Regions from separate parts of the Homo sapiens genome. Here region 2 is linked to region 1. Evidence: read pairs that join two places in POLR2A ChIA-PET (ENCODE). Cell type or tissue: B cell. All regions are shown on one strand.

Region 1 (5,000 bases):
AGCTCCAAACCTCACGGCACAGGGTACACACTTGTGTGTCCATATGGTCAGCTTTCAGCACTGGACAGGGCTTCTAAGGTCCCATCCCATGACATGCTCCCCTCACCTGGGTCCTCCTTCCGACACTCCCAACATGTGTTCTGGCATCAGCTGGGGGGCCATGCTTGTGCTGGGAGCTTAGAAGATGAGAGCTAATGTTCACTGGGCACCTGCCATGCTCCAGAAATGATGCCAGCTTCTCATTCAGGGCTCACTTCCACCTTTCAACAGACGGACCAAGTAGGACTTAGAAAGCTTAAGGCATATGTGAGTCATGTCAGAACAGGAATTTGAACCCAGCTCTCAAACTTCAAAGCCCTGTTCTTTGTATGACACTTGTGCTTCTCAAACCTTGCTGCATATTCCAATTACCTTGGGAGTGAAACAACAACAATGCAATCCTGCAGTCCCTGGAGCTAAGGTCAGCTGTGTTTGCAAAGCTCCCCAGAGGCTCAGAAAGTACAGCTGGGTTGGAAACCAAACCAGCGCTTCCCCAACCTCAGTGCACAGCAGAGTCTCCAGGAGAGCTTGTTAAAACCGAGTCCCGGGGCCCAGTCCCCAAGTTCCTGATTCGGCAGGACTGGGGTGGGATTTGAGAATTCATATTTCTTCTCTTTCTTTTCTACTCCTTCTTCTTCTCCTTCTTCATTTTTTTTTCTTTCTTTCTTTCTTTTTGAGATGGAGTTTCCCTCTTGTCCAGGCTGGAGTGCAGTGGTGTGATCTCGGCTCACTGCAACCTCTGCCGCCTAGGTTCAAGTGATTCTCATGCCTCAGCCTCCAGAGTAGCTGGGATTATAGGCACCCACCACCATGCCCAGCTAATTTTTGTATTTTAGTAGAGATGGGGTTTCACCATGTTAGCCAGGCTGGTCTCGAACTCCTGACCACAGGTGATCCATCCGCCTCGGCCTCCCAAAGTGCTGGGATTACAGGCATGAGCCACCATGCCTGCCCTCATCTTCATTTTTTTTTAGAGACAGAGTCACCCACACTGGAATGCAGTGGTGTCAATCATAGCTCACTCCAGCCTTGAACTCCCAGGCTTGAGCAATCTACCCACCTCAGCCTCCCGGGTAGCTTGGGACTACAGGCACACAACACCATGCCTGGCTAATTTTTTGTATTTATTGTAGACACTGGGTTTCACTATGTTGCCCAGGGTGGTCTCAAACTCCTAGTCTCAAGTAATCACCCACCTTGGCCTCCCAAAGTGTTGGGATTACAGGCATGAGCCACTGTGCCTGGTGGAAGTTTATAGTTCTAATGACTCCTAGGTGATGCTGATGCTGCTGGCCTGGGAACCACACTTTGAGGAGGCACAAGGCACTTAGTTCAGGCCGTGGCTAGTTTAGACAATAGGGATTGCCCACACTTCATACCAAAGGGTTATTACTGAGTTGCATGGCGGCCTGGAGAAGCGGTAGTGGGTAGGGCTCAGGTTGTGGTTCTGGGGCCGGACTGCTTGGTTCATGGCCTCAGGTCCGCTATTCCTGTGCCCTTGGATGCTTCATGGCTCGGATGTGGACCCTGTTACATGACCTCAGTCTCACCATCTCCGTTCTCTGTGCTCAGCTTCCTCCTCAGTTAAATGGGGAAATGAAATTCACAAAGTTGGCCGGGCGCGGTGGCTCACGCCTGTAATCCCAGCACTTTGGGAGGCCGAGGCGGGTGGATCACGAAGTCAGGAGATCGAGACCATCCTGGCTAACACGGTGAAACCCCATCTCTATTAAAAATACAAAAAAATTAGCCGGGCATGGTAGCAGGTGCCTGTAGTCCCAGCTACTCAGGAGGCTGAGGCAGGAGAATGGCGTGAACCTGGGAGGCGGAGCTTGCAGTGAGCCGAGATCGCGCCACTGCACTCTAGCCTGAGCAACAGAGCAAGACTCTGTCTCAAAAAAAAAAAAAAAGAAAAAAAAGAAAAGAAAAAAGAAAAGAAATTCACAAAGTTAGAGCCTTGGGGTGGTGAGATTCTCTCACTCCCCCTCTACCATGACCTGCTTCGTCAGAAAACCATTCCCCCTTCTGCTGCTTGAAGGGGTTTAATACCATGGATCTGCACCTCGTAGTTTCAATTTGGAATTTTTTAGTTCAGAGGACTTTGAGTGACAGACATTCTAAAAATCAAAGTAGGTAACAAAATGAATAAGGGTTGCAGAGAGTATTCAAATGCAGACAGTGAGAGCTCATGGAGGTGAAGAATCAGGCCTTGATCTGCACAGTTACCCAGAAAGTAGAATCCCTCATGGATGCTGAGCTTGGGGCTGAGGCTGCCAGCTCCCTCTCTGCACTTTAGAAACAGGTCTGCATGTAACCCACCTAAACACAGCCCTCTAACCTCTCTGTTCTTCTTCTCCTGGATGAAAGATTTGGGTGATGAATAAAATGATAGTCTGGGCCACCCTTTTCCACCTCACCTGAAAGGCCAGGAAATAGAACTAAGAAGTGTGTTTAAGGAATCATTTTAGGCCTGGGGCAGTAGCTCACATCTATAATCCCAGCACTTTGGGAGGCTGAGGCGGGAAGATGACTTGAGCCCAGGAGTTGGAGACCAGCCTTGACAACATAGTGAGACCCTGTTGCTACAAAAAATTAAAAAATTAGCCAGGTGTGGTGGTGTGCACCTGTGGTCCCAGCTACTTGGGTGGCTGAGGTGGGAGGATCGCTTGAGCCTAGGAGTTGGAGGCTGCAGTGAGCTGTGACTGTGCCACTGCACTCCAGCCTAAGTGAAAGAGTGAGACCCTGTGTGTAAAAAAAGGAAGAAATCATCTTAGTACAAGTTCTTCCTTTTGAAGAATTTCAGACACTTAATTGCTTTGTTTGTGCTAACTCTTTAAGGAAGCGGCTGGGTATAGGGCCAGCTCCCTGGGGGGAGCGGTGAAGTGGGGAGTGGTGAAGTGGGGAGCAGTGACGGTGAGGGGGAGGGGGGAGCGGTGAGGGAGGGAAGCGGTGTGGGGGGAGCGGTGAGGTGGGGAGCGGTGAAGGAGGGAGCGGTGAGGTGGGGAGCGGTGAGGCGGGGAGCCGTGAATGGGGGACCGGTGAGGGGGCAAGTGGTGAAGCGGGGAGTGGCAGGTCCTCCTCTACGGTGGCTGTTCTCTGCCCCTCACCCTGGGGTGCTGCTCTGCCGCCCGGCTCCTCACACTCTCCCTTGGATTCGAATGACAGCGTGACCTCAGGTCCCCTATTCCTGTGCCCTTGGATGCTCCAAGCAGGTGAGGAAAGGGAGGAAATAGGTTCTTGGGGCTCTAGCCACGTCAGGTGAATAGAATCAGGAAATGTCCACCATGTCCTCTTCCTGCTGCCAGGGATAGCAGGGCTCCTGAGAAGGACACCGCATCCCGGCGAGGCGAGGTCGGAGAGGGGGCCGGGGCACAGCTGCCAGAGTGATGGGCGCTCTTGTCTGTCAAAAGCCCCTTTTCATAATGGCCGTTCTGGGAGAAGAGAAGCTCAGGCTGGCAGCTTGGGTCTCACATACCTGACTGACTGTCATTAATTGCCTCTCGCAGGCTCTTGCCCTCTCCACCTCTCTCTCTTTCCTTCTCCCTCCCTCTCTCTCTCAACCTGCCTCTCTCTTTCCCTCCTCTCTCTCTCTCAACCTGCCTCTCTCTTTCCCTCCTCTCTCTCTCTCAACCTCTCTTTCCTGCTCCCTCTCTCTTTCCCTCTCCCTCTCTCTCTTTCTCCCTCCCTCCCTCTCTCTCTCAACCTGCCTCTCTCTTTCCCTTCCTCTCTCTCCTTCTCTTGCTCTAAAAATTCAGATGTTTTCTCCCCAAACACATTTTTTCTTTGTTTGTTTTTGTTTTTGTTTTAATTTTAGCCAAGTTAGTCCCAGAGGCAGCAAATCCAAATCGTGAGGCCGTCTCAGGGGTGCATTATTCTAGGGAGGGCCTCTCTGACGTGTCCATGGGAGACACCCTTAGAGCAAGGAGCGGATGGGAAAGCTCATGGACACAGCCTGCATGTCAGCGGCCTTTCCAAGAGCTGTTGCCTGGGCAATGAAATGGAGAGATTTTGAAAAGCCTCTCTCAGCGTGTCCACACCTGTCCTGCTAGCACGCCACCTGTGGTGTTATTAAAATCACTTGTCCTGTGGCGGCTGCTGCTACAATATGTGTCTCCCAGAGGGGAGAGCCACAGTTCATTAACCTGATTATTAAGCTTCATTAACTTGACTCATCCACTACTAACTAACCCTGCACTGCCCTGAGAATCAGATGATGGCCTCACAGGCAGCAAGAGAAGGCAGAGACCCAGAGAGCCAGATGCACCCGTGTCCGTGTGTGGATCAGGCAGCATGCTCTAGTGGAAGGCACCTGTGCTCCCGATGCCTGGCTGGACTCTTCGGGTGGGTCACACTGCCATCCTGGAGATGAAGAGCCCCCTCCAATAAGCTTGTCAATGCTTTTCCCTGAGAGCTTTGTATGAAGGCATCCTCCTGTTAGGAAAACACACAGATGTTCACTGCCCTCAGGATTAAACCACGTGCACGCTGGCATCCAGGCTGGGACACACTGGCATTCAGCCTGGGAGGCTCTGAGCACCCAGGACGTGGGATTTGAGGCAGAGGAGTCAGTGAACAGGGGGAACCAGCAGATGGGCATCAGTGAGCAGCTGAACGCAGCTGGAGAGAAAGGAGAAGCTAAGCCCGAGAATGGACGCCAGCCCCATCACCCTCTCGGCCTGAGGATGCTGGATTTGCTGTGGTGCTGTCATTGTGGAAGGAGACAGATCCCAGGAACTTTCATACCAGGAGGCCTGTGTCAACCTGCCTCTCTCCTCCTTCTGCAGGGACTATGCTGGCCTCTTCAAAGTCTAGGTCTTTCCAACCATCGTTTGTGGAAAGACTTTATGGCAAGGAGCACGCAAGAGGCAGCAGACAGGGACGTCATTCATGTGAGAATCTGTAGTGTCTCCCCATGGGAAAGCCTGCTCTTTGGAGAGGGCAGGATGACCATAGAATTGCTC
Region 2 (5,000 bases), 200 kb before region 1:
TCTGTTTTTTAATATACTGAGGAACCTCCATACTGCTTTCCACAGTGACTACACCAATTTTACATTCCCACCAACTGTACACAAGGGTTCCAGTTTCTCCACATCCTCACCAATACTTGTTATTTTCTGTTGTTTGATAGTAGCCATCCTAATGGATATGAAGTGGTATCTTGTGATTTTGATTATCATCTTTTTTTTGGATGAGGGAAAGTTTGACCCCATATGTGGGTGTCTGTCACCAAGATAGAATGAATGTAATTTCCAAGGAAAAATAATCCCAGGCAACCTCTTCTGGATTATGTCCCAACTGATTGGAAATGCTGGGAACTTTCTGTGGTTGAAGGACCTTGACATTTGTTGTCAAACTGCCTGTGAGTCACTTATCTTCTGGGGGAAAATAAACATAACCGTGTCTTCCAGTCTGAAGTGGGGTGGGTGGGTGATATGAAGCATTGCACACAGCAGAGCCTGCTGCCCCTCCACAGCCTCTGCAAATGCCGTGTGAAGGTGGTGGACCTGCTACCAGAACTGGTGTCCTGCTGTCTCTGTAGTTAACTCTTAGGAGAAATAACGGTTGTGTGTGTGGAGGTGAAGAATGGGAAGGGAAGGAGGGGTGGGGAGGGCTGGTGCTTCTGAGGTTCCCAAAGTTCCTGGACTCGAATTTTCTGTTGGCAAATAAGCTGGTCAGAACTTAGGAATGTGGTAAGTTGATCCAGGAAGAAGTTGAAGGTTTCTATCTGTGTTTTTCTGTGCGGTTGTGTATGTGTAACACGTTTGCAGAAATAGTTGAAGCTTATTATTTTCTTCAAAAGATCTTATTTTCTAGTGTGTAAATCACAGGTAATTAAATATGAGTTAAAGTAAGAGAGAGACCCTTGGGCTATCTCAGACTTAGCTTTGAGAGAGAGAATGATCATGGGTCTAAGGCATCACTCTTGGTTTTATAGGTTTGGAAACTCAATGTTATTAGTTCCATCTAGGAGTTATCAATGGGGGATTGGGGTTTACATGCATCAGAATTGTAAGATACTGCTAAGAATGACAGTTCATTAATTGATGAGAACTGTGCCTCGCTGAGAAAGCCAGCACTCCTGGGGTGTGTGTACTCCGCAGACCTTTTCTTTTGTTTGTTTCTTTCTTTCTTTTTTTTTTTGAGACGGAATCTCTGTTGCCCAGGCTGGAGTACAGTGGCACGATCTCAGCTCACTGCAGCCTCCGCCTCCTGGGTTCAATCTATTCTCCTGCCTCAGCCTCCCAAGTAGCTGGGATTACAGGTGTGTGTCACCACATACTAATTTTTTGTATTTTTTTTTTTTTTAGTAGAGACAGGGTTTCACCGTGTTGGCCAGGATGGTCTTGATCTCCTGACCTTGTGATACGGCCACCTTGGCCTCCCAAAGTGCTGGGATTACAGGTGTGAGCCATTGTGCCCGGTCCTCAGCAAACCTTTTCTATCGGCCTATTTCTATCTATTTTCTATCGGCCACCTTTTCTATTGGCCTATTTCCATCTGTCTGAGGAATCTTGATGCATCGGCCTTCTCGTTCTGGGGATCTTTCTGTGTATAGAATCAATACCCTCTCCTTAGGGTAGTGATGGAGATTGATTTTTCAAAAATCCCAACATGTAATTTATGAAATTATTGTTTCAGCTCCAGACTCTGTGCTCTGTTCTGCAGTGTTGGAGCTAGGACCGCACATCCCAGCTGCTTTGCCAGTGGCTTCCGGGCCACCTCCATCAGCAGGAGGCGGTAGAAGCACCAGCAAGATGGGGCTTTGGTCCTTCCTGTTGGCTTCCTGTTGCCCCAGCTGTAGCTGTTGAATTCAGTCTTCAGTTATCCCAGCACTGGCCAGCCAGCCTCATCGTCCACACTCCCTGCAGATCCCACCACTCCTCCAAGGAAGTCTCTACCTCAGGGCCCTTTGGCTACGCTTCTAAGGTTAAGTCTAACCGGTTCCCTCAGGCCTAGGGGTGGTGGCTGCTTCCTGTCGTTGCTACTTCCCTGATATCTAGAATTTTCCTTTTTCTACCCAGTTACCTGGTTACTGACTTTCTACCCAGTTAACAATTTATATTAAAGCCCTTCTGTTCAAAAAGCTTATGTAGTTTCTGCGTTCTAATTGGATCCTGACTAATACATCTGACTTTCAACATTCTTTAGTAATCAGTCAGCAAAATGATTTCATGAGATAGACGTATTATATTTAATTGGATTACAGTTCACCTTATATTCCTTTAGTTTTTTTTTTTTTTTTTTTTGCACTGATCTTTCTGATTTTCGTTAGGCTCGTCTATGTAATTTGAGACATAACTCCTCTCATTAGCTACTTTCTAAATCATCAGACTTGAGTTCTTTCCTGGAAAGATCACCACAGATGGCTAATGTCATTCATTTTGTTGGCTCTTTTGGCTTTATAGTAGAGGGTGACAATTCTTTTGTTTTTGGTTTTTTTTTTTGAGCTGGGGTCTTGCATGACCTCACTGCAACCTCTGCCTCCCGGGTTCAAATGATTCTTCTGCCTCAGCCTCCTAAGTAGCTGGGATTACAGGCACGCGCCACCAAGCCTGGCTAGTTTTTGTATTTTTAGTAGAGATGGGGTTTCACCATGTTGGCCAGGCTGATCTCGAACTCCTGACCTCAGGTGATCTGCCTGCCTCGGCCTCCCAAAGTGCTGGGATTACAGGTGTGAGCCACCGCACCTGGCCAAGGGTGACATTTCTAAACCTTATCTCTAAATTCTGTGTCCATTATTCAGTATTCCTTTAACTTGTAGAGCATGGCTATTACGTGTTTAAGCAACATATATCTCTAAAAAGATTCGAGGCCGCTTATAAGAGAAAGTATATTATGTGTAAGCACAGATTCATTAAAATAAGAGTTTAAAAATCTGGGGTCAAATTTAGGGGGTAGAGGGGATGAGGGATAAAAAGGTGAAGGAAAAAAGAAGTGGATGGAGAATTAAAGAATGAAGGAGAATTAACACTGAACACCCACCCCCATGGAGCCGGATCCTGGCTAGGTGTTTGCCATCTGTGTTTAGTTTAATGCTCAGCATAATCCTGCGTGGCAGGTATGTTACCCCCATCTATAGGTCAAGAACCTGAAACCCAAAGTGCTGGCCGATTGTGCTCTAGTCCCCCTATACATTTCAGCTTACGTCTACTGACACTAAGCCAAGGGGAGCTCCTTCAGTTGAACGTGCAATTGTATCTTGGTAGCCAAAGCAAGAAAGGAAGCATGTTGGGTTGCATAGTTCTCATTTGATAATACAATGAAACATTTTCTTGAGAGAGAGAAACATTTTCTTAGCCTTCAAGCTTGATAAGAATCTAGTGGATATTAACTTAAAGGGCACTGAACATGATAATAGTGTCCGTCAGGGGGAGAAATAACAGAAACCAAAAGCAGAGATGCACACGTGGCCGTTTATTTAAATCAAACCTGAAGCAGAAGGAGGAGCATTAGATCACAGTTGTGTAAAGGCAATTCTAGGAGAAAACGATGGACTGTAGCTAGCTTTCTGCAGTCCTGACCTGGCCAAGGGTAAAACTAGATCGGCTGCGGGCTGTGTTCCCTGGGCTTCCTGCTGCTTCACTCCTGGGAGGCAGCACAGAGTGGTTGTTACGGGGAAGGTTTTCATAAGTGCTGTGAATCCACCCTGGGCCGTTTACTGGCCTTGCACATGTGGGCAAGGTACGGTCAAGCTCAGCATGATGACATTTTAGCCAATGACAGATCGAATACCCAATGGTGGTCTCATAAGATTATATACTGTATTTTTACTGTACCTCTGTGTTTAGATACACAAATACTATTATGTTATAGTTGCATACAGTATTCAGTACAGTAACAAGCAGTCCAGGTTTGCAGCCTAGGTGTGTAGTAGGCTATACCACCTCGTTTTGTGTAAGTGCATGCTATCATGTTGCCACAATAATGAAATCACCTAAGGGCACATTTCTCAGAAGGTATCCCTGTCATTAAGCAACACATGACAGTACTTAATCTCTCTAAGCCTTAGCTTCATCCCTTCTTAAATGAGGGTAATAATACTGTTTCGTCCACCTGTGTGTGTGTGTTTGAGATAGGGTCTCGCTCTGTTGCCCAGGCTGGAATGCAGTGGCACAAACATCACTGCAACCTCGATCTCCTGGGCTCAAGCAATCCTCCTGCCTCAGCATCCTGAGTAGCTAAGAATACAGGTGTGTGCCACCATGCTGGCTAATTTTTTTTTTTTTTTTTTTTTTTTTTTGGTAGAGATTGGGTTTTGCTATGTTGCTCAGGGTGGTGTCAAACTCCTGGCTTCAAGTGATCCTCCCACCTTGGCCTCTTAAAATGCTGGGATTACAGGCATGAGCCACCATGCCTGGCCTTATTTTTATATATTTAAGAACATATGCTTTCGGCCGGGGTGGCAGCTCATGCCTGTAATCCCAGCACTTTGGGAGGTCGAGGCGGGTGGGAGGCGGGTGGATTACCTGAGCTCAGGAGTTTGAGACCAGCCTGGCCAACATAGTGAAACCCCCCTCTCTACTAAAAATACAAAAAAATTAGCCAGGCGTGGTAGCAGGCACCTGTAATCCCAGCTACTTGGGAGGCTGAGGCAGGAGAATCACTTGAACCCGGGAGGCGGAGGTTGCAGTGAGCTGAGACTGCATCACTGCACTCCAGCCTGGGCAACAAGAATGAAACTCCGTCTCAAACAAAAACAAAAACACCATATGCTTTCCCAACACATCTGGACAGCTGATATTAAAAAAGGGTGTATGTAGTAGAATTAAAACTATTACAAGAGAAACAGAGCCAGACAGTTTGGGGAAGGGAGAAAACAGAGAGGTTGTGGGGGCACTTACCTTGAATCTTCTTAGGTCCCTTGTGTGTTGTTTTGCCTAATCCTTCCCACACGTCTGCAAAGAGGATGATCTCCCCACGTAGAGACAGGAAGCGGATTCCGATACCTCGCCTTCCCTGTGTTAGATGTGCCGTAGCTCCTACTGAG

The links. ChIA-PET counts read pairs that join two places held together with the same protein. Peaks named below come from ENCODE experiments on the same cell type or tissue, not always from the same donor. Only the 100,000 strongest peaks of a DNase experiment are listed, where the experiment ranks them.
Region 2: POLR2A ChIA-PET joins it to region 1 with 8 read pairs; 2 of 35 experiments call an interaction of 5 or more read pairs at or near these places.

The regions. Positions count from the first base shown.
Region 1 is chr1:230,288,881-230,293,880 of GRCh38, forward strand. No RefSeq gene overlaps it. Among named protein-coding and RNA genes, the nearest start is that of PGBD5, 130 kb to the right of the region's middle. In B cell, no CTCF peak of the experiment used is centred here; DNase peaks (open chromatin) are centred at 1,511, 2,951 and 4,126; H3K4me3 peaks cover 1,208 bases; H3K27ac peaks cover 2,614 bases.
Region 2 is chr1:230,089,938-230,094,937 of GRCh38, forward strand. The region is part of intron 1 of GALNT2 (polypeptide N-acetylgalactosaminyltransferase 2); the gene reads left to right. Among named protein-coding and RNA genes, the nearest start is that of GALNT2, 25 kb to the left of the region's middle. In B cell, no CTCF peak of the experiment used is centred here; no DNase peak of the experiment used is centred here.